2 separate regions of the Mus musculus genome follow, and region 1 is linked to region 2. The links are chromatin loops, found by intact Hi-C in ENCODE. Cell type or tissue: left cerebral cortex. All regions are shown on one strand. Each heading gives the region's core, and the rest is flanking DNA. Links, peaks and the distances in the headings are about the cores only.

Evidence for each region. Hi-C counts contacts between places; a loop is a spot of excess contacts. Peaks named below come from ENCODE experiments on the same cell type or tissue, not always from the same donor. Only the 100,000 strongest peaks of a DNase experiment are listed, where the experiment ranks them.
Region 1: it touches region 2 in a loop (11-fold over the local background); 3 of 42 quality-filtered maps call a loop at or near these places.

The regions. Positions count from the first base shown.
Region 1 is chr11:113,922,490-113,934,632 of GRCm38, reverse strand. All of the region lies in intron 2 of Sdk2 (sidekick cell adhesion molecule 2), which reads left to right. Among named protein-coding and RNA genes, the nearest start is that of Gm51929, 110 kb to the left of the region's middle. In left cerebral cortex, for the core only: a CTCF peak has its summit at 7,343; DNase peaks (open chromatin) are centred at 5,596, 6,041, 6,651 and 7,211; H3K27ac peaks cover 2,075 bases.
Region 2 is chr11:114,062,351-114,074,493 of GRCm38, reverse strand. It overlaps Sdk2 (sidekick cell adhesion molecule 2), which reads left to right and starts at 7,465. Exons shown (of 45, transcript NM_172800.3): 1 at 7,465-8,691. The coding sequence starts at 8,616. In left cerebral cortex, for the core only: CTCF peaks have their summits at 5,909 and 7,341; DNase peaks (open chromatin) are centred at 6,443, 7,453, 8,109, 8,553 and 1 more place; H3K4me3 peaks cover 1,875 bases; H3K27ac peaks cover 966 bases.

The sequences.
Region 1 (12,143 bases), core at 5,159-9,158, 140 kb after region 2:
GAGTCCAGACATCACGAAATAGTGCCAGAAGTTTCCATGAGGGACACCAGTCTCAGATGATGATGACCAAGGCCCAGAGGAAGCAGAAGGAGTAGCTGAGGAAGCAACAGAGACACACCCACACAAAAGCCAGAGAGGGGGAAAGCTCAGTTTAACACCTCTGCCTTCACCCACCCCTTCTCCACACCCCTGTGCCCTGGCAAACCCCACCTCAGCTTCTAAGATCTAGCACAGCACCAACAGTGGGGGTCCTAGGCCTGCACCCCCAGGCCTTTGCCATGCACCTTTGAGCCAATGATTTCTCCTCAGCCTCAACTGCCAAGTCTATAAAATGGGAACAAGTGAGAAACTAGTAGCTACCTCCAGGGTGGTCCTAGAGGTCAAACTCTAGCACAGGAAAGAATCTCTGAGTCCTGATGACTCTTATGTAGAAAGGGAGGTCTAAGGACAGCTAAGAAAATAACATTGACCCCTCTCACCTGGCTCCTCTTGAGGGACAGGCAACCCTGTCCCCTTTGCTGAGTATCTCCGTCGTTCTGTCCCAGAAAATCAGAGCCTTTCCCTTGCTGAGGTCTGCCCCTTTCCGTCTGCTCCAGCCTCAGGTCCAGCTATCACTTTAGACATCTGAGAACTGAGGGCCTGAGTGAGCCAGCCCGAGTTCAGGAATCCGCTATGATAGACGTAAATTGAATTTTAATAGAGATGTAGATGGCATGAAGCCAGTGTACTGGGGCAGAGGCAAAGCAGTAATTAGAAGTTAACGAGTTTAGAAATGTCGTAATCCATAGGGAGAGTGGGGAGGTGGGCCGGGAGGAGGAAGAGACCCAGCCTGGTGTCCTTCCCCTGACCCAGAGGCCGACTCCTTCCACAAAGAAGGAAGGCTGTAGAGAGCTCTGTGTGCAGTTACGGGCCCACCTCCTGCCAATGGGTGCTGTGCAGCTTAAAGGGACCTCAGGGCCTGTCTGGGAGAACGGATGGCTGGAATAGCCTTTCCCAACCTAGGGGTTCCTGGTACTAAGGGGAAGTTCCTTGTTGTAGGGGGATCTATGCATGGTAAGGTACAGGCTACATCCCTGGTCTCTGCCCACTAGATGCCAGTCGACATCTAAGTCTGCAAATGTAACAGCCAAACTAAATGTCCCCGAGCTCCAGATATACAGATGTGCACCCTGCCTTAGGGGACTTTGCCCAACAAGCCTCTGATGGACCCAAGTTTCTCTTAGCTGGAGCCAGAGCTTCCATTCCTAAGGGTCCCTAGATCAACACAGCAGGGGAGGACAGTGACAGCTGGATACCCAGTGGATCCTCTTGAAGGTCCCTTTTGTCCCCTCCTCTTCTTTATGCAACAACCCAGTAGGCTGCCTCTCCAGTCTAGTTAACCTCAACTGAGAAAATGCCTTCAGCAGATTGGCCTGTAGGGAAATCTATAAGGAGTTTTTTTTTTTTAATTAATGATTGACGTGGAAGGACCCCACCCACTCTGGGCGGTGCCACCCAAGTTGTCCTGAGTTGTATGAGCAAACGGACTGGGTAAGCCGTGGGCGAAAGCCAATAAAGCAGTGTTCCTCCACAGCCTCGGCTTCAGTTCTGCTGCCACCTCCTGCCATGGCTTCCCTCAGTGAGGGACTGTAGCCTGTAAGCTATGGAGACCCTCTCCTCCCCCAGTTGCTTTTGGACACGTGTTTTATCACAGTGATAGAAAGCAAACTAGAACATGGTCACTCTGATATCCTTTTCTAATTTTATTTTAATCAAAATATAATTACATCATTTTTTCCCTTCCTTTTCCTCCCGTGTCTCCTCCCTCCTTCTCAAATTGATGGCCTCCTTTTCTTTGGTTATGATCATTGCACATACACATAAATATAAATACATAAATACAACCCACCCGGTCCGTTTAGTTCTGCTTGTGTGGATATGGTTTCAGAGCTGACCACTTAGCATCAGATAACCAGTTAAGTGGAAAGACTAATTCTCCATTTCTCAGAAGTCATTGGTTGCCTGTAATCTTTTGTCTAAGGGTAAGGCCCTATGGGGATCTCTACCTCCCATGTCATTGTGTCTGAACAATGATATAATACACATGCTACCATGTCCTTTATTGTCACTCTGGCTCCTAGGCCTCCGATAAGAAAGGCTGTCCTGAAAGCCTATGTACCTATAGAAATGAAGGCTCAGAGAGGCCCAGAGCCTGGCCATAACCCACTCAGCTATGAGCTGGACTCTAAACTCAGCTCTCTGATGTAGGAACCATGCTCTCCGGCCTGCTCCAGGTGGCCTTACCAAATGCATTGGTGGGTAGGGTCAATACACTCTGCTTTGAGTGGACATAGCTGTGGCCATAGATCTTGGATACCTGTGATGCCCCCTGACCCAGTCCCCAGAGATGCTCAGAAATGTCTCCAGGCACAGTCTGCTCCAGCCTATTTCACTCTCTGGGGAGGACCCCTGTGTACAGGTTCTGCCCAAACCTACCTAGGGTACAGGCCTGCCTTCAGCATCCTCTGTGAGTGACAAGAAAAGCCAGAGGAGAGGAGATGGGAGAGAGAGGGTCGACAGGGATGGCCTCAGAGGGTCAGGCCTGGCAGTAGGTGGCAAGAGGCACAGCTGGCGCCTTGTGCCTCCAGTGGACGTTGCAATAATTATGTCAATTAAAACTAATAAGTTCAGAGTGTAAGTGGAAAGGTAGAAAAAGCAGGCAAAGTCTTGAAAACCTTGGCTGGCTGGGTTTCCATGGCAACCTGTTTCCTCACACTCTGGCTTTAATAGGTTTTGATTTGAGAGGAAGTGAGGCCTCCATTCCCCCATTCCCAAAGAAACCAGGTTTAGAGAGGGGTGCCATTCACTGTACCTGAGCCCCGGGAAGGGCATGCTGAGGGTGGGGAGGGGGGGCAGCAGAAGCCTTGAGAGCATCCCAGACACAGACATAGGCACGGACACAGACACAGAGGGCCTTGTCTGGCATCCAGGCCAAGCTGTTGGTCTCACGGCTGGCCCATCGTGGCTCTGGGCAGAAGTAACTTCCTAGAGGTAGGGTGAGAACTGATGTTGTCAGAGTTGGAATTGGAACCCAGGTCATCCTAAGCGTCTACCCGTTCTACTCAAATCCCCTTGGGCCAGAGGTCTGAGCAGCAGCCTGCCAGATAAATAAAAGGATGTCAGGAGCTGGCTTGATTTGGTAGCATTCCATAGTTGGGCTGGGCACCTGGGGGCATGGTAGTGTCCAGGGTGTCATGGGTAGGGCCCCACTGTAATGAAGATAAGGCCCTGGATCAGAGGTTCCACTCTGCCCCGACTCCCCATGGATACCTGTTACATTTTGTCAGTATCTCCACATCTCCATGTATTCACAGGTACAAATCTGGGATCACAGACCTAAGAATGGCAGGTCAGGCAGGGCATATCCATGAAGTCCTAGACTCCCTCTGTGGCTGGGGCGGGCAGAGGGGAACAGTGGTCTTCAGGCATGGTGTGTCCTTCTGTGTCTCCGCCTCTCTCCCCACAGTCCCAGGTACGGTCATTCCTGTTCTCACTCTGTTCTCACAGCCAGGACACATTTATTGATGCAGAGACTTGGAGTGTGTGCAAATGGGAAGCCGGGACGGGAGGACTGGCGGCATTTTCAGGCCATTCTGGGCTACATAGTAAGACCCATTTTCAGGCTACCTCTGTCCAAAACAAACAAGCAGAAAGATGAGTAGAATAGAAAGAAGAAAGGGGAAAGAGGATAGAGCAGAGGGGGGATAGAAGGAGGAGGGAAGAGAGGAAGGAAAGAAGAGGTGGAGAAGAAGGAGAACCAGGAGGGAAAAGAGGAGGGGGTGAGGAGGGGAAGAGGTGAGAGAAGAGATGACTAAGTCCCAGACAAGCAAAGTTTGTCCAGAGTCACAGTTCAAACCCAAATTGGATCAGGACAGGGACCATGGAATCATCTGGAATAATTCACATGCCCACCCAAGTGTCTTCTCTCTCATTTTTGCCCTCTTCCCCAACAACTGATGGATTTCCCATGGCCGGTCCCTGTAGCCTGGGGACCAGCGGCTGTACCTCTAGACTTCCTAGTGTAGGAAGTGCAGAACATGCAAATGAAGGACTGGCTGCTGCCCGAGGGAAGCAGGGAAGCGAGGCTGGAGAAAGCTTGTCTCTGATGAACTGAGGCTATTTATTTCCACCACAAAGAAATTTAGCATGCAAATTAAGAAGGATTTGATCATCCATCACCCGAAATTGACGTGCTCGAATCTGACCCGAATCCCTGGTAACTATCACACATGGATGGGCGTAGGGCGTGCACACAAGGTCCACGGGGAGGCCGGGAGAGGTGGGCTCTGCCAGCCGGCCAAGGCCCATATGCTTCTGTTCTGGGACCTTTCAAGGCGTGCAAATGAGATGATCATTGATCCTTTCTGCACAACTGGGCTAGAGAGCACAGCTGTCCTGAGGGGCTCCCCCACCCCCGCCCCACCCTTCTTAAGTCTTCCTGTGCCCCCTACCCTTGGCTCTCAGCCAGGACACAGAAACTAATCAAATATCTCACTGTGTTCTAGGACTGTGCAGACAGGTGACCAGGACAAATGCCTAAAGAGTTGACCATGACCACGCTTCCTGGGGCTGTCCTTCTTGCCTGACCCCTCCTCCTCCCTCCTGACCCTTCCTGGAATTTCTCTGATGTTCTTTCCTTGAAGGTTGCCCCACCACCACCAAGGCCTTCTTCAAGGTCTGCCTTGAGGCTCTAAATTCAACTCCAATCTCTTCCTTAGGGTTTCCCAAGTCTTTGGGGCAGCAGAGACCCCAGAGGGTAGACATGGAAGAGGGATGAGAGATACAGGAGGGATTTTAGTGGGGACTGCAGAGGCTGAGAGAAGGGAGGGAATGCGGGCTCAGAATGAACAAGCATGGGGGTGGTTCTCAGGCACTAGGGAGCCCCAGAAGGCTGGGGAGAGAGGTCCTTGTGAGCCTAGGAGGACTTCAGGGAGAGAGGTCCTTTCTCAGACACAAATATAGGAACCAGGACAGACCATTCCCTGAAAGAGCCTGGGCACAGGCCTAAGGACCAACCATAGCCAATCCAAGGCCTGCGGCCACCACGGTCTCTCTCCTTCACCTTAGACTCCTAGAGAATGGGACCCTGCCTGTGGGGACATGCTTGACTTGACTCTGAGCATTGTCTCCAGACAGGGACATACTGCTGTATCCAAACCCCCCCCCAAAAAAAAACCTTGGTGGCTTAGACAAACTATCATTTCTCTATGAGTACCTACTGGACTGGCCCCTGACCCTATTTACTGATAGTCCACTTAGGCAAACTCCTGAGTGAGTCCAAGGCTAGCCTTCTCTCCTCATGTGGCCTCTCCTTTCTGACATGGAGGACTCTGAGTCAGATGGAAAACTCGGGGTCCTCGTTTGAGAGGCATATAGACACTGCAAGTCCATTGAGACCTGTGCCATCACATGTGGGGTGAGGGGGGGCACCATAAAGCCAGCCTAGATTTAGAACAAGATGGGGTCTATGTCCTGGGAAAACTGCAGAAAAATACCAGGCTTGCAGTCTCTGATCTCCGAGCCTTTGCTCAGGCTTGGCCAGTGTCCAGTGGCTTCACAAGCACCTTTTCCAGATGGTGGCTCCCAGCAGGTCCCCTTGGGCCTAATTAACACGGTTCTGGTCTGCTTCATCCAGAAGTTGCTTCTGAAGTCACCTGCAAGGGTGACTTTGGAGAGTCCAGAGAGAATGTTTGGGTACAACATGGCCTGGAGGGGCAGGGCAGAGGGGACAGAGGTAATGGGGCAGGTTCTAGATTCTGGCCTGAGAGAGTCCATTCAGGGGGTCAGGGCACAGCCATCCCAGGCAAGCACCTTGCGTCATGTCTCACGTGCATGAGCTCTACCCACAGGCTGCCTGCAGGCCAGGGTTTACCTGGCTGAATGAGCCTCGAGCCAGCATCAGGACCATAAGGAGGACAAACGGCCTCCTTTCTTCCTGGCAAGGCAGATGAATGAGTGAGGGAGCGTAGAGCCAGTAACAGTGATGCTGAGTCAGACAGCATGTACGAATGCCTTATGGCAGGCCCTGAGCACACTGCCTGTGTTGTCACACTTAATCCCCGTGGTATCGCTTCAGGCAGGAGCTAAGGCATGTTCTGCCACCTGCTCACTGTTAGACCCCGAGGCGTGTTCCTTAACCCCTCCCTCTGTGCCTTGGTTTCTTCATCTTCTCCATCTGCCAAATGGAGACGTAGCTCTGACGTAGGGTAGTTCATAAAGAGGATGAAGAACATTAGGAAAGATTCATTACCATGACCCTGCCTTGGGGAGGGAGCCAGGCACTGTGGATAAAGTTTACAGCTATACTGTAGATCAGTGAGGTAGACAGAGAGCCAGAAATGGCTGATTGAGAAACACGGCCATACCTTGCCACAGGGAGGGTAGGTCATTGCTAACCTTGAGTCTGGTCTGCCTGGGTCAGGAGACTCAGTCTGATTGTACAGCACCTGGGCTGCTGATGGTGGGCAGGGCTCCAGGCAGACCTCTTCCCTGTCTCCCCACACCCGCCTGCCAGGCAAGTTGCAGGGAGTTTCTGGAGCCCCTTAGCTCAACCTCCAGGCTTATCAACATTCATTCATCCCACAGACATCTGGTCTAGGGAAGTCGGAAGCCTGAGGCAGTCTAGGGAGCAGAGTGGGGCTGGGTAGGAAGCTCTGGCCAGCTGGGCAGAGCCAGGCAAGGTTCACTGTCTCACAGCTCACCCATGCCTACCCAGTACCCACCTCAGTGTAGCTACTGCATACTCACCCCTCCACTTGATACTGAGCGGCAGCTGAAGGATCTACTGCAAGGTTATCCCTGCCCACAAGATGCCCAAGTTCTCGTTATCCCTGCCCACAGATGCCCAAGTCATCCCAGGGATCCAGAGATGATAAGGGGAGCAGGGTAGGTAATATTTAACATCATCCCTTCTGTCTCCAGAGACATCCCCTCTGTGATCTTGGTAGCCGGCTGCAAGGATGAATAGACCAGAGATGTACCTGGGGATCAGGACAGCTCTAACCCACGACAGCCACAGAACGGTGTTCATCACATTGTAAGGATGACAGCATCGCTGTGGTTGCTGCCATTGTTACTGTTAATACTCAGAGCCCCACACAGCATCTGGCCATGGAGCGTTCCAGGGAGGGTGGGATGAGTCACTGCGACGATGAGCTACACAGAAAAGCAAATTTCCTGGCTCCTGACTCAGTTTCTGGGACCCAGCTAAGCCGTTGGCAGCCAGTTCTGCTATGATGTAACTTACACGTTCACAAATATCTCCATGCCATGCAAAGTCATGCAAAACTCCGCAAGGCCTGTCGGGGAGGCGGGAGCATGGCACCCAGCATCTCCATTGGTGGCACACACAGAAAAGGAGAGGTCTCGAATACAGATGGCTGCGTGATTTTGCAAGGGTTCACTGGTTAAACTGATTCACTGGTTAAAAGCTGGAATACTGGAGCAGAGTTGATGCTTTGCTGGAAGGGCTAGACGTGGGTTTGGGGAGTGGGCGTTGGAAGGAATGTGGCTGGTGAGCTATTATTCAGGGGTAGCAAAAGAGCCATCTAAAATCAAAAGAGTGTTGTAACTCAAGTGTCAGGGAACTGAGGACCCTAAAGGTTTGAGTATTTGGTGCAGAAGTGGTTCAGATAGCTCCAGATTTCTATACATGCCTGTCATTTCTTGTAGAGAAAACCACACATAGACTTATGTGATATTAAGCCATGTAGTGGCCCTGCCCTATGCTGAGGATCTATAGGCTATAACTGTTGCTCGGGAGAAGAATAGGCATTTACATCAATGAGCTGATAAACAACCCCTCACAAGCATAATGAAAGTCAATTAAGTGAGCATGCATGTGCACACATGTACACGCACACACACACACACAAAAGTATAAAATAAAATCTTAAGTTATCAAAAAATTCATAAAAAGTATTGCATAGATGAAAATGTCATAATGCATACTAATTTTATATCTGTTGCTATGACAAAATACCCTGGAAGAAGCAACATTGCGGAGACATCTATTTGGTTTATAATTCCCAGTTACAATTCCTCAATGCAGGGAAATCAAGATAAATACACAAGCCAGTCCCATCCCAGCCAAGAGCAGGGAGATAATAAATACATGCATGTTTGCTTGCTTGTTCTGATGGATTTCTCTACTCTTACACACTTCAGGATGCCCTGTCTAAGGAATGGTGCCACCCACAGTGGGTTAGGTCTCCCCACATCAATTAACTTAGTTATAACAATCCCTCATTGAGACTCTCTTCCCAGGTGAATCTAGCTTGTGTCAAGTTGGAGATTAAAGCTACTCGTTGTATAATGAAACCTATTATTATGTATAATTACTGATAATATATGCCAATAAATAACTTAAAAACCATGCATATGCATTTCTAAAGTGCACAGGTGCTGGTAGCATTTTTCAGTCTTTCTGCAGAATTAGATGAATGTGAATTTTTGAAGGCAAGCCTTCTGGCCAACCAAGCTTTCCTTGTCTTTCTCATGAGGCAGTTGCCCTGACTTTGTCCCGTTTTTGAGATGGGGTACCTAAGTTTCAGTCCTTTGTCTGAGGTCACGTGCTCCATAGACAATGGAGCAGCTGAAACTGGATGGAGTAAGGGTCCGCTGAGGGCATAGCATGGGCTCTTTAAGACTGGTCCTTTGGAGCCCCATCAGAGTCATCTCCCAAATGAGGAAACACAACAGATGAGGCCACACCCCACCCCTTGTCATCTCCAGAAGTTCTTCTGTCCCAAACCCTTACTTCTGACCTCCCTTTCTCTGGCTACACCTCAGCCTCTCCCTTATCACAGCCAGTCCATGGTAGCTAACATGGTCTCATTTGCCTTCCATGTTTAGCCCAGGCTGCACCACCCTTCATGTGGCAGGGCTTGGAGGAGGGGTGACCTTCCTCCTATTGGTCAATCCCACCTGAACTTTGGAGACCTTTCTGGCCTAAGTCACCATTCCCCCATGGTTTCCAATGTATTCCACTCTACCCCTCACCCCTTCCCCAGGCATCTGAAACCACCACACAGAATTCTGTCCACTTCTGGGGCACAAGACTCCAGACACTACCTCCTCTCCAGAAGATGGTTTCCTCCCTTCCCCTCTTCATCTGTTTCCTTCCACCAGAGTTCAAACCTACTCAAGGATCATAAAGCCCCTCTGTGGTCTTCATTCCACCTTCATGCCATTTCTATTTCCTCTCCTTGTTCTCTTCAGGCCATGTCCTTGCTACCTTTATGTCAATTCGACACAAGAGTCATTTGGGAAGAGGGACTCTCAAGTGAGAAAATAGCCCCATAAGATTTGTCCGAAGGCAGGTCTATAGGGCATTTTCTCTTAACTAGTGATTGATGTGGGAGGGCCCAGAGCACTGTGAGTGGTGCCACCCCTGGTCACGTGACCTTGCTGTGCATAAGAAAGCAGGCTGAGCAAGCCATGGAGAACAAGCCAGTAAGCAGCATTCCTCCATAGCCTCCCTCGGTCCTCCCTCCAGGTTCCTGCCTTGAGTTCCTGCTCTAGCTTTCCTCAGTGATGGACTTACAAGCCACAAGTGTTGAAATAAACCCTTCCCTCCCCAAGTTGCTCTTGGTTTTATCACTTCAGTAGAATCCATAAGACAACTCAGGACCTGGTACCCTACTTTCTCAATCCCTCCTCAGCCTTCTGTGCCCTGGCCCCACAACTTCCCCCACCACACCGAGGGGTGTCAGAGTTCTTATGCTGAGTCAAAGGCACCTGTCCATCACCCCAACCTCTGGCATCATCGTATGATGAGTCCTATCTCCCCTCCCTTGTGTCAAAGACCAAATTGGTCTGTCATTGGCCTTGACTGTCTGGTCTCGTCTCCACCTGCTGAGTATGAGTCCCGTGACCAGGCTGTTCCATACCAGACTAGGTAGACCCTTCTGAGGCTCTGTGAGACACAGCTGGGTGGGTACCACTGCTCGCATCCACTGCAACACAAGCAACCATGAATGATGCAAATTGTGCTGAGGCACCGGTGAAAGGTTACTTGCGGGTCCTTGAGACTTGAATGTCATGTGATTCTCAACCATCGCAAAATTGTCTTCTTTTGGTTTTGTTCCAAAACCTACCCATGTGGAGATGGTTCCTAGTACGCTCCGTTTAAAGCACTGTGGTTTGCCTGCCTCCTGTATACTCATCTTAACACCCTCCCCCGGTTCTTTTGTCCTGAGAGAAAACCCAAACTTTTTAGCCCAGGAGAGCCTATGGAACATGCATGGCCATCAGCCCAGCCTTTTTTCTGCCCACCCTCATCTCTGGTTAAAGCCATGATGGATGGCTCATCGTCCTGGATCTGGCTCTCCTGCATCCGTTCATCATGCTCGAGCCCTCCATCCCTCCTCATCTCCTCTTCCCTTTCCCTCTGACAACAAATCCTTCAGCTGCTTCCAGCTCTGTTTCGCCCTCCATCTTGGGCCCTCCTCCTCCATCACCCCACCCCTAAAGTCTATCCACCCTAATCTTTCAGCAGTCACAAGGCCAGAACCTCAGTCAGGGGATGGTGAGCAACTTGGGGACCCCTCGTTATGGAACAAATTGCATCCCTATTTCTCCCAAATTGTGTGATGAGCCTTCAACCCCTGGCACCTCACAATGAGGCTTCATTTGGAAGTAAGATCATTGCAAACATAGTCATGTCAGAGGAGGTCACACTGGAGCTAAGGAAGTGACCAACACAATGACATATTTACAAGAATGAGCTAACAAATGTCCAGGAAGAAGTCGTGTGACGGCGAGGCACAGCTTGGAGAAATGCAGCCACCACTAAGGAATACATGGGGAACACAAGAGTTGCAACAAGCCAGGCAAGGTCCTCCCTGGAGCCTTAAGGGGGCAGGGGCTGGTGGTAGTGGTGCTTGTGTTCCTGCAACACTAAGACTTCAGACTCCTGGCCCTCAGTGTTGTAAAAGAAGTTGCTATTGGACTGAGCCACCAGATTTCTGGCACTTTGTTGCTAGAGCCCAAGCAGACAAATTGGCCCTTGGATACAATAGAGACCCAGGTCCCCAAAACAGCTGGCCACTCCATTAGGCATCCTCCTGCTGTGGAAGGAAAGGAGGGCTCCTAGGTACAGATACCCTGTGCTGCACTGGATGGGTCTAACCCAGCGTGGGAGATGGTTTCCCCTGTAAACCCTGGGGCTGGATGAGAGCAGCAGGAGATGGCAATGAAGCTGCCCTCAACCCTTCCTATGCCGCCAGGCTTCCCTGGACCAGCCCTTGGCTCCTGCGCTCTGATTTCCAAGTGAGCTCTTTATCAGTGTGTGTTAATCTGGTTGCTTTTCGGGAGTGAGGAGGATCATAATGAATCATAATGAATCACAAGCAGGTGCCAGGAGCCCTGGACAAAAGAGCCCTCCTGGCCCTGGGGCAGGAAGCCAGATGGAGGATTGTGCTCTGGGAAGGAAACCGCTAAACCAAGCCTCAGAGCCGACAAAGCGGAGCAAGGAGCCACAGGTTTTCAGCTTCTGGTTTTGTTTCCTTTTGTTTGTTTGATTTTTAGCATAATAACTGTGCCCTCCCATTAGCCTTGGGATTTCTTATTTCCCAATTGGAATATATCTCCCAACTGAAAGATGTCTGTGTAAATGTCTTGTACCCCAGACAAGCGCTATCGCCCCCCCACCCGACCCCCCAGCTCTTCATCCTTCCTGCTCTTGATGGTTTGCTTAGATACCTCCTGGCTGTGTGACTCAGGAAAACATGCTCAACCTCTCTGAGCCCAGGCCTTAGAATGAAGAGATGGATGTCTCCAGTTCATCTCACAACCCATTTCCACTCCAATTATGGGAGGAGGGCTCCTACTTGTGCTCTGAGCAGAGATGGTTCCATCTACCCCTGCTGAGTAGCTAGCCCCTCTCCCAGCCCTCCCTGACCATGGTCTCCCCTCAATGACTGGCTCACTCTCACTTTCTCAGCCAGGCAGACATGAAAGGAAAAGTCTCCCGGAGGCGGAGGCGCACAGGTTTGAATACTTGGTCTCCAATTGCCGTTGCTACTTGGGAAAGTTCTGGAAACTTTGTTGCGAGGATGAGCCCTTGAAGGGCTTGGTGGATGATGGATGCTCATCACTTGAAG
Region 2 (12,143 bases), core at 4,878-8,877:
ACCCAACCCAAAGGCCAGAAGGATGCATTGATGGTCTGTTGTCCTTTGTTTCTAGGACAAGAATTAGCAAACATTTGTAAAGGACCAGAAATTTAATAGTTGAATGTATTTGCAGGGCAAAAAAGCCTCTGTTGCAACCAGGTAACCCCTCTCCCCCGCCTTAAGCACAGCACCTGGCTTCTGGGAACCCACAGGAAGTAGGAACAGAGAACCCTGAGGACAGGAGGAGGTATCTTTGAGGAAGATGAAGCCCAACCCCACACAAAAGGGTTAAAGTAACAGCAGACACTATGCAAATGAATATGAGTGGTGAGTTTCAATAAAACTTTATTTATAAATAACTGCACAGAGAGGGCCAGATTCAGGTCATGGCTGTAATTCGCCAGCTCCTGCACTACAGAGACGTCTGCTTTCATTATCTTGAGAACCGCCAGATCATTTGAAAATGTTAAGTAACCACCAAGAAATGAACTTTAATAAAAATGGCTAATGTTATTGAGGGCTTATTCGATGTCAGACCTTTTATTATCTTGTTTCATCTTCCTAACCTTACAGCACAGCTGCTTTTTATCAGTCTCATTCCATACATGAAGAAACGAACACTTAGACACACACACACCCCCCACACACACTTCATCCAAGCCCATTGTCTGTCTTGTATCTTACCTTTAAAAAGAAAAGCCTCCATTAGCTCACATCCTGGCTCACGCTGGTCTGGGAACATAAGTGGAATCGTATTTTATGTGCGCTGACTTTTACAAATTCTGTAAAGTTTTACAAAGAGAAGAGTCTATTTTGGAGAGGAAGCAAGCATGCGCGCCTCATTTGGAGCAGACTTGGAGCCCTCAACGCTTCTACCCCTCAAGGTCTTTAGCTTGCAAAACCTCGCTTCTTAGAAATGAAATTAGTTCATGTGGCTGTACGTACTACAGATATTCATCAAACATTGGGTTAATTTTTAGAGATTAGTGAGTGTTTGCCGTGAATCCAAATATCGGAAAACACACATTTGAGGTGTAAATAGCTTAATTTGCAAGGTCACGATAAGCAAAGACACAGTAATGGAATAGAGAGGCTGTCCACGCAGGATGCATCTTTTCTCCCGTTGTTTTAATTACTCGGAGCATGTATCTGGCACAGAGCTCCACGGGCGAAAATATCACTGCTTTCGAGGGGCTTGCAGTCCAGTGAGGGACGGTGGGCAGTAACTAACTGGGCAAGCTAGAGGGATAGATTGTAGCCCAGGATATCAGTTGGTGGTAAAAAATGCTAAAATGAGGTTCAGAGATGACTCCCTCCGTTAGTCAAATGCTTCCTGGGCAAGCTCAAGGACATGGGTCTATCCCCAAGCACCTATATAAGAAGCTGGGCGCCTGCTTGTAATCCCAGCACTGGGGAGGTGGAAACGTCAAACCTCTGGAAACACACTGGCCAGCCAACCTCGATCTGCCTGCAAGGTTCCAGATAGACCCTCTGAAAACAAGGTGGGAGGTGCCACGGATGGCTAGGGCTGTCAATTGATAGTGTTTAGAATCACCTGAAAGATGACATATGAGCCTGCCTATGAGAGATGACCTTGATTACGTTAACTGATGTGAAGAGACTGTTTTTAACCAGACTGGGGGCGTTCTGCCACGGGGAGGGATACAGAGGTCAGGTGACTACTGCTCTTCCGGTTATGAATGCTTTCACTATCTCCCTAGAGTTGCGTTGCTCTTTCAGAGTGATTGGCAGCCAAGCCTCACTGGTCAGGTACCACTTAAAAGATGTTGCTGTAAAGGCAAAGCGGTGAGCCCCCTGGCCATTTGGAGGGAGGGCGGCGCAGGCACGGGGATCAGCAAGAGCAAAGTTCAGGGGCAGGCCTGCATGTAGCAGAACAGAAAGGGAGCAAGCAGGTCAGCTCTGTGCTCGGAACTTTGATCAGAAAACACTCGCCCTTTGAGGTGTAAGAACCTGGCTCTGGTGGCCCCGAAGGGCAGATCCGGTGGTCTCTCTTGTTCTAAGCAGATTAATGAAACCTCACTTGAGTCAGAGTTTATCACTCGGAGTCTGAATGGTCCTAAATGATTCTAAATCTTCATCCAATTCAAAGATCAATGACCCAGCCCCCCAGAGGCAGGTTTCTCTGTGGTTACATGCTCCTGCACTTTATGGCAGACACATTAAAGACGTTGTCAAAGAAAACGATTCCTGCCATCGCAAAGCAAGTGTTCTGTCTCCGCCAGCGTCCTCCTTCCTTGGCCCCTTCCACTCACATTTAGAGCGCCCTCTTCTGTCCAGAGCTGTTCAGCATCCTGCTGGGAGCTCATCTGGGACCTGAGAACCCCTGGCTCTCCAGCTGCAGGAACAATCCCAGAAACAAAAAATGGCTATCTCTTCTCACGCACTTTCGTTCTGTCCCAGACAAGCCTACATTTAGCAGTTTTATTGTTTTAAAATACTGTCTCCTGTGGTCTCTTAACCTCTATTTTCTCTGGCTTGCATCTGGCTCCCAACCAACATAGCTGTGAGTATTTCCACACTGGAGTCTGTGCTTGGAGAATCTTTTCAGTCTCTCTAAGCCTCGGGCCCTCTTTTCCTAGAGAACGAGTGGATGTTTCCAGTCGTGGGAACAGGACCCTCACGGTGGATCAACTTCTTTCTCTTTCTCATTGTCTCCATACCTTCCCTTTCCCCACTTTCCCTTTATCCCTCCCTCCCTCCTTCCCTTTCTCTCTATGTTTCTTCCTTCATCTCTGTGGAAACAGGGTATACCAGACTAATCTCAAGCTTGCTATGCAACCAAGGATGATCCTGAAGGATTCTCCTACCCTCACCCTTCCTGGGTGCTGGAATATAGATGTATACCACCATGCCCAGTTTATATGGTGCTGGGAACTGAACCCAGGACTTCATGCTTGCTAGCCAAGCACTCTGCCAACAGAGCTACATCCCCATTCGATCCTCAGGGTTAATATAATGAATTATAAGAAGAGGAGGAACGGGGTGTGATCACTCAAGCCTGTAATCCCAGCATATGGAAATTGAGGCAGGAGGTTGGCAGGTCTGAAGTAAACTTGGGCTACACAGCAAAATCCTGTCTCAGGAAAGAAAAGAGGCCACAACTTGGCTAAGCCAAGAAGAGTCTTAGTAGAAACCAAATCAGCCAAGACCTTGATCTTGGATTTTCTGGACCCTGTGAGAAGCAAGTCTCTGCTGCTAGAGTAACCCTGTCTGTTGAGTTCATCATGGCTGCCAAGCTGACCAAGATCCAGAGCCTTCCTCTTTTTATAGGGGATTAAAAGGCCACATCTACTCGACTTTCCTTTTTTCTATTGTCCAAAAGACCGACATGGAAGACTACTACTAAGAATAACCTCTTCCGGTTAAGGTGGGAAATGGCCACCCCTGCCATGCAATGCTCTCCATCCCCAGCTGGTGGCGCTGCTCTGAGAGGTTGTAAAACCTTTGGAACTTTTGTGTGTGGCTGGGGTTAGGTAGGGGTGGTGATGAGGTTAGGGGTGGGCTTGAAGGTGATATCCCAGGAGCGCTAGCTCCTCCCCTCCCTCCCTCCCTCTCTCCTTCCTGATCTACCTAAGATGTGAACAAGACCCACGACCCAAGTTCCCATGGCCACCCAGGAAATCCTCTCAGCCAGGCTCATCTCTGCCGTGATGGATTGTTCTCGCTGACTCTATGAGCTAAAATAAGTCTCCCCTTCCCTAAGTTGCTTCTGGCAGGTGTTTTGTCACCGTGATGAGAAACTTCACTAATATACCTGTATTTCAAGGCAACTTGTTTTCTCAGTTCCTTTGGGTAAGATAATGATGCTTTCTGAAGGTCCCTACTCTCGTGGCATGGGGGAGGGCGGGTTGGGGGGGGAGAGTCTACCTATCCCTATCTACAGCACCCTGAGTTCTAGTGGACAGGGAACTCTAATCCAAGAAGGAGTCGCTGAAACCGTGGTGCTGGGAAGAATATACAGGGTCTTGAATTTTGTTCTGAAAATCCATAGGTTGCGGATCGCCTCGGCCTTGGCTCCTCTCTGCTCCCTCATTTCTCTTCTGAATGGTGTGATGTCTGGTTCTTTGGCTCACTGTTTCTGCCTTCTCAATGTCAGCTAAACAGCCGTGGGCGTGGGCTTCACAGCTGGGGGTGGAGCCTTGCAGCTTGAGCAGCAGCCCCCACAGACAGTGAAGGACTTGGGCGACTATGTGTGCTGGGAGTGGAAGCGTCCGTCTGTGCCTCCAGGGTGTCCCCACTGGTCCCTGATGCCACCCAGTGCTCATGGAACACACAGTCTGATCCTGTAATTGAACACTCTGTTCTAGCTCCTGTTATGCTAGAAACTGAAACAGAAAAAAAAATTTTTTTAACACAGTAACCACATCAAAAAGCTGACTCTGCCTGACCTATCCTGAGCTCTGTTTATATGGAAGGGAACAGAGGCTGGGCTCCGTGTCCAAGGCTGGGAGTAGAGAAGGGGGTAATCTTCTGTGATAGCAAACAGGCCCCCCATTACCTACTCCAGCCATTGTCTTCCTCCTGGACACAGTAGTGATGCGTCCCCTCTGTGATAAAGTTTCCCCGGCAAATAACACCCATTCGCTAACCATGGAGAGGTGGTCCTTGTGTGCCGTGGGCGTTTTCTTAGGAGAGGTACCATTTTACCCACTTACCTGCTGGGGGGGGGGGTGTTCTGGAGCAGCCAGGACTTCCTTCTCTTTTGAAGTGAATTCTGCTGCTGCTGTCTGCATCGGTCTAGGTTCAGAGGCAAACACAGGGAGAAAAGTCTTGCCTAAGGACTAATCCTAATGGTGGAGGGAGATGGGATCTAAATAAAGGAGGAGACCCAGCCTGTCCCCAGAGCATTGCAGGAGAGCTGTATCCTGTATCTGTAAGTCCAAGCGAAAGGGTGGGGGTGGCATTGGGAGCAGAGTGGGGTGCAGAGCCTGAAAAAGGCACACAGACCCTCCTGGTGGGGTACCCACAGTAGCTTCACCTTCTGCATATCTCTCTCTGTGTGTGTGTGTGTGTGTGTGTATGTATGTGTGTGTGTGTGTGTGTGTGTGTGTTTCTAATGTGAAGGTTCACGTGTGTTTACATTTGAGTGACGGCCACAGGGCAACCTCAGCTGTCTACCCGCAGGTGCTGTCCACCTTGCTTTTTAAGAAAAGCTCTCTCATTGACCAAGTTGGTTAGACTGGCAGGTCAGACACCACCAGGAATCCACCTGTCTTTGCCTCCCTAGCACAGGGATTTCACATGAGCACCACCAGTCTGGCTTTCTGTGAGGCGGGTTCTCAGGGAGCGTATAAGACTCAGGAGCTCCAATGATTTATCCACTGAGCTCGCTTCCTAGCCCTCCTGTGACCTTCTAACTATTCTAGGGGCACCAAAAACAGGGGAATGGTGTCTGCAAGTGGCTTTTCCAGAAACAAGTTCCTCTCAGAGGGATAAAAAGAAAACTACCTTTCTGTGGTTGCATAGGCTGATTCCCCGCCCTACCCGCCATGCTCTCTCTTTTCCAGATGGATGGAGGCAGGCTGGATGAGAGCTTCGGGGATAAGGACTCCCCTTAACCACATGAGCATGGAAGACAGCCCACAAAGACAGGAGAGCACCCTCCCTTTCTTCATCCTATCCCGGGGATAAAGCGTCTAGATTTGTAAGGACACACTTGCCTGTTCAGAAGGTCTGCTCTTAGGATGAGCACAAATGCTATTTGGAACCTGAGCAGCAGCTAGCTCAGACTCTTGCAGTTACAAGTCTGGGCACTGGACCCAAATGGAGAAATCCACCAAGGTTTCAGACGTTGGTACCCACACGAACTCCAGCCCAAGGGCACAGACAGTGTCTCTGCTCCGATTGCTGGCTAAGAAGCAATTGCTGCAAAACTGACTCTCAGGCCCCCTCTGTGAGCAAGCCCTGTAACAACACCCTAAAGAACAGCTGTTTCTGATGGGATGGGCAGGGCCTGAGCTCTCAAGCGTGTAGTTCAGAGTCTGGGGCTTGGGGGTAGAGAGGCAGAATCTGGGTTTCTCAGAGATGGGAGGGGCGTGGCCACCTAAGGGGGAGAGATCTAGGCTGCTTATCCCCAAAGCCACTCCTCAGTCAAAAACTCAGTCGGATAACAAGCCCTAGGCCCGGACTAGGTTCAGACTGCCAGGGAGAAAGACAAAAGCAGGGTTTGAAGTGGACGAATGTAAAGCTGAAGACAGGCAGGCTAGGTTTTTCGTCTATTTCCACTAAATGCTCAAAGCTGTTCTTCCAAGGCAGGTGAGGAGAGAACAGTAGAGCGATGAGAGGTGTTCAGTGCCTGCGTCCATAGCGATGAGAAGAGGCTTGGGGACTGGAGAAGATGAGGCAGAGCTCTCGAAGTCAGTGAGATGCCTGAAGGGCAATGACCAGAACTGGAAGACCACAGGGGTGTGTCTCCGAAGACCTGGGCCCTGGAGGCATGAAGAGAAAAGCTGGCAAAGGTGACGGGCCTCAACCCTTCCTTTTCCAGCCGAAATACCAACCTTGCAAGACTGATTTTTTTTCCCAGCAGGCTCAGTGCCAGGGACTACACCGTCTTTTAGGAAACCCACGGAACTGTTTTAATTTCTTTTAAAATCAGGGGAAAAATTAAATGAACTTTTAAATGAAAGAAAATGTTTTAATATGTAGTAATATATTTGTTTTTACGCCAACACAGCCGCAAAATATTACTTTTAATATTTTTAATAGAGAAAAGAGCCCACGGAGGTAGAGGCGTCTGTTGCCTGTAAGTACAACTGTTAAAGGGGTCTTCCAGCTCCTGGCCTTCCCACACTAGAAGGTACATTCTGCTCCCTTCCCTGGGCCACGAGGGAGGACCCCTCTGGCTCTCTCCTTTGTGTCTCTGCTGCTAATGTGCCTTTAAAGGGGGAGCTCAGAAGAAGAAGAAGAAACAAAGAACGCACGAGTTTGGCACCAACTTCACTTTCTCAGCCTTCTGCAAGTCCCAGGCTTCCCCTTTATCTTGCTCTCCGCCCTGAGCGTTTCCAGACTTTTAAAGAGTCTGACCTGGGAAGGAAAAACTGGAATCAACCGGTTGACACCCCCCCCCCCCCCAACACACACACACACCCTTCCCAAACTGTTCTGCCTGGTCGAATCCAGAGGGGTACTGGGGGCTTCATCCTATGGGAGACTGGGATAAGGCCTTCTAGGGAGGAGTGAGGGTGGGCTGAAGCTAGAAGACCGGGCCAGAGAGAGCGGCTCGCTTGCAGCCCGCGCTACTGCCCTCCGGTGGGTCCCGGAGACGCCAGGCGTCCGCGGCCGCGCACACGGATTGGGTTTCTGCGGGGCTCGCTCCCGGGCCTGGCTCGGGGCCGCCGCCGCCCCCTCCCTGCGCGCAGGCTGCGCTCCAGTCGCGGCCACGGGGTAGCGCTCGGCCCCCCTCTCCGCGTCTCCGCCTCCGCCGCGCTCGTCTCCGGCTCCCGCTGCCCCCGCAGCTCCAGCTCGGCGCAGGCAGACTCTCAGGCTCGGCAGCAGAGCAGCTCTGAGGACGCTGAGCCCGGGCAGCCCAGAGCTCCAGGCTCTGCGAGGCAGCTGCTGCCGAGGTGGGCGAGCAGCAGGCGCGGCCGAGGCGCGGGAGCAGCCGTGGAGACTCGGGTCCCCGCGCCGGGCGAAAACGCCGGGGGGCCGAGGCGGCGCCGAAACCCCGGATCCCAAAGCTGCCGGCAGGGCTTTCCCGGTGCGGCTCGCGCCGAGCTCCATCCCGGGTGCGGCGGAGAGCAGGACCCGCCGGTCTCCTCCTCAGGATCGCCCGCAAGAGGCGCGGTGCCCAGGCGCTGGCTGGAACCTGGGCCGCCCAGCCGGGTACCCGAACCGGGCATCCATCCCTGCCCGCAGCTGGCGCAGACATGGGCGCACGGGGCTGCGCGCCGGGCCGTGGGACCCGCAAAGTTTGCTAGCCGGAGGTGCTCAGAGCCTAGGGCGAGCCCCGCACCGAAGCCCCAGGGGAGGTACCCCCGAAATCACTGAATTGGGCACGAGGACCGTGGAGCTGAGAAGGGTGGCTCGGCCCCGCTTAGATGCCTTCTGCAAAGTTAGAAGAGAAGAAAACTTCGGCTCCGGGGAGATTCGGACCGTTATGCTAACCGCGCCCCCCGAGCCCTGCGCCCCTTCTAAAAGACACCCGGCGCCCGCGCCTGCTACTGTGCTCCGCTTACATCAAGTCCCAGGGGCCCGGCGCCTGGAACCGCGGTGACTACGTCGGCCCGGGAGAACCCAACCAGGGGGCGGGGAGGGGCGGGAGGCGGGCAACGTGGCCACCAGGAGGAAGTTTCCTGAAGTTGTCCTCTGATTCGGGAGCTCATCCAGCGACCAGGCCGGATCGCAGGGGTCGCCCTGCCTATGAGACGTAGTCTGAGTCGGGGTGCTAAGGGATACAGGCACCCCGAATTTGAGAGGAGGCTTGGCCTCTTTCTGCTCTCCCCCTCGCTTTACGGAATAGCCAGCGCAGAAAGAGGGGAAAGCATTTGGGGTCGCCGGTGCGGCCCCTACGGGCATAGCGTCCAGGACTTGACCACACAGTCTCCCGGGACTCCAAAGGATTATAAAGCAACTCGCAAAGAGGGGGCACTTTAGAGGACCCCTCGGTCAGCATGTTCAGCAGCATGTGGAGGCTGCCGCTCTGGACTCTACTGGCCCTGCATCGGATCCACTCGGCCGGGGCCCAAGGTACGGTATGGGTGACTTTCTCCACGTGGAACTGGAGAAGGGGTTTGGGTGGGCAGAAGAGAGGTAACCCCCCTAAGACACCGCGTTTGGCCCAAGCTGGACCATCTCTTGTACGTCTCAATGCTCCCCGCTTCTTCGACTTTTGGAGCTCTGTTTGGGGTGGGGCAGTGTCTGATACTTCTGACCTTTCTGGACCGGAAAGGTGAGGTTACGGGGAGGTGGACCTTTGTGGATACTCTCTGGTCGGGGTAGGAGGGGCGCGTCATTCTGTGTCTTGGCTCCATTGAACTCCCTAAGCTCCTGGTCCTGCTTGACGTCCGAAAGGAAGGGCAAACCATGGCAGGCAGGCACTGTGTGGTCCCAGGGCGAGAAGATGGGGCGGGCAGAAGCTGGGAAGAAGCCGTAGTGGTGGCTCAGGGTGCCCGCTTGATTTCCCCTCAAGAGCAGATACTCTGGTTAGCCATGTATGGGAGCCCGCGCCTGGCTGCCTGGCCGGCCGTGGCCGCGAGAGCTGGGGCGGTTTGGCGGCATGGTCCCGGAGCCCAGCGGCGAGGACAGCGGCAGACCCAACCCCCACCCCACCCCGACACACCCAACGGGCAGCCCCAGCCTCCAGCTTCCAGGACTAGCTGGATGCCTGGCCACTGCTGCTTTGATCTGTAGCGGCCCAGAGCAGACAGCCTGGTGAGGAAGGGCTAGTGGGTGTTCAGTGGGTGTGTTGAAAGGAGGTGCGATGGGGTTGTCCCTCCCCGCCTCCTGCAGCGGATGCCCGCGCGTCTCTGGGGTCCCCTGGAGGGTCATGGTAGGCTACGGCGGCGGCTGCACCCGAGCTTTCTTGCGTTTGGGGTTCGAGGATCCAGATGGTGGTGGCCGTGGTGGCCGAGCGGCGCCTGCTGGGGGCAAAGGGAGAAGTAGTCTAGAGTGAATCCCCAGACTCATCGGTTCAGCTTTAGATTTCCTTCGGCTTTCCAGGCTCACAGAGAAGCCAGACCTACCCAAGAGCCAGGGGCTTCAGGGCTTCGGTAGGGACTGGGATGGCGTCGCAATCCCCCTACAGAGCCTTTCTCCACTTCTGGGGTCCCAGAGCCTCGGAAAAGAAGGGTCCCTACTTTGTCCCAAGTCAGGAAATCCTCAGAGCCAAGATCAGAGATGAAAACGATCAGTTGTCGCTCACAGGGCTGAGGAGAGGACTTTTTACAAGGCAATTTAGGTAAAAGCACTTCGAAAATTTCTAATGAGCGCCATAAATGTAAGGCAATAAAAGTTATTATTTTTATAGTGATCATAAAATCTTCCAGTAGGCAGGGACCTCAGAGGTCATCGAATTCTAGTAGCCATTTAACTGATGGGGAAACTGAGGCCCTGTGCAATGAGCTGACTTGCCCAAGAGCACTCTGATATGTGGGGTAGGTGTCAGAGACAGAGACCTGGTGAGTTCTGAGTCTCTCTCTCTAACGGGTACCTCTGTAGCCTCTCCTGTAGGGTTCTCACCCTGTGGGGACCCAGGACAGTGGCCCTGACAGAGTTGGAATGGGCTGTCCTCCACTCTGGGTACCTGGCCAGCTTGTTCTGAGCTGGCCGTGGAGGGAGGGGTTTCTGAGGGGTAGCTCGTGTGGAACCCTTCAGCTCCACTTTAGTGCGGACTCCAACAGGACTGTGTAACTTGCCTTGGGGGGACAGGGAGCTCACCAATTGGTCTCCCATCTAAGACCACGCCCTTGTGGTGTCTCCAGAGCACCTTTCAGAGTGGTCACGTCCCAGCTACCTCCACAGCTGCCCACGTTCCTGAGGCCAAGGTGCCAGTGTCTTATTGAAGTTATGGCTCCCCGTTCCCATGCCTCTCCCAGGAAGAGCTCTATTCTCCTGATAGGATCAGAGAAGCACCTTTGTGGCCCCCCACACCCCGTACCCCCGCAGCCCCCACCCCCCCACACACTCTGGTAGCTGTTTTCCCTCGATGCTAGGCTGTCTGATTATGATCTCTGGCTCTTCGAATGTTTGCTTGCCAGCACTGCCCCCCTCCTTCCATTTGTCGCCCTGCAGAGAATTGTGGGAAGAAATTTTCTGCACTCCACCTGGGGGGCAATGCTGGGCTTGGGTGAGGTTAGGGCACAGGGTCTTTTTTTTTTTTTTTTAATCTTCTTTGGGGTTAGTTTTTCTGCCTCTAAGTCCCTGCCATTACCCCTTTGAGGACAGTTAAAACCTCAGCATCTCTCTGACGCTATAGGGTCTGCCCTGCAGACATGGCACACACAGAGTCACCCAGCAGCTGCTTCTCCTTTGAAACTCGTGTCCTGTGGTTACTCCTGTGGGGTAATATGGAGACTTTGGCCTAGTTCTTTTTCCAGGTGCTGCACTAAGCTGCATTACCTGGTTGTACTGAAAACTATCTTTTGGCCATTTCTCCCCAAAATCAATCTTACATGATTCCAGCTCGTTTCCCAGACAAAATGCAGTAATCACATTGACAAAGCATTCCCTCCCAAACTAGGAAGGCGGGAAAGGGTTCTCATGAGCTGGCAAAGACACCTGCGGAGATGTTTCTGAAAGACTCTTAGCTGCTGGAAGCCTCAGTTTCCCCATCTGTACCTTGGGAACAATATCTCCCTCTTTGCAGATTTGGCATGGCTTACGGGGACTCCATGGAGAGGTCCTTTCAAGTCCTTTACACACACACACACACACACACACACACACACACACACACACACAGCTGCAGACTTCCTTCTTTGACTACATTGATGTTTCCTGGAGTGGCCCTTAATGCTCTGAGCTCCCAGGAACTAGTCACAGGTAGATTTGCACAATTCCCCAGGAGTTGGGGTTGGGAGGTCATGGTGATCCTGGCAGCCTGAATTACTGAGTGCTTTGGAGAATTTTTCATATGCTGGTGAGCTTGGCCATTGCTTGAAAGCATCCAGGCCAGCCCAAGCTGCTGGGAAGAGGTCAGGGGCTGCCAAAGCAGCCATTCTAGGAGGTTTAGGGGGTTCTTTCTCAATAGAATTGCACCCGGGGATGAGGGGCATAGACCAAGAGGACACTGAGGGACAGTAGGGAAACCCTGACTGAGGCCTAGAAACTCTAGTCCCGGAAGCTCCTGGAGAGTCCCAAAGGGAGAAAGTTTAGCGCTGGGAGCTAATCACGATAAAAGCCAAACAGCACACGGGGGAATGGGATGAAAGTTTAATTACATGGTGTGGCTAAGCTGTAATTATTAATTACTGACAGCAAAAAATAACTTATTGATCAGGGCCTCTTGCTAATTACCAGGAGGCCTTAGTGTCATGCTTGCCCGGGGCTCAGCTGTCAAAAGCTCCACAGAACCATGAGCATGGGGTGGTAAAGAGTCCTGCTTCCCCATCCCTTTCTCTTCCACCCATCTATCTCTTACCCTGGGTACCCCTTGATGTCATGGGGGGGGGTCTGGAACCTCTTGGTAGGGTGAGATAAGT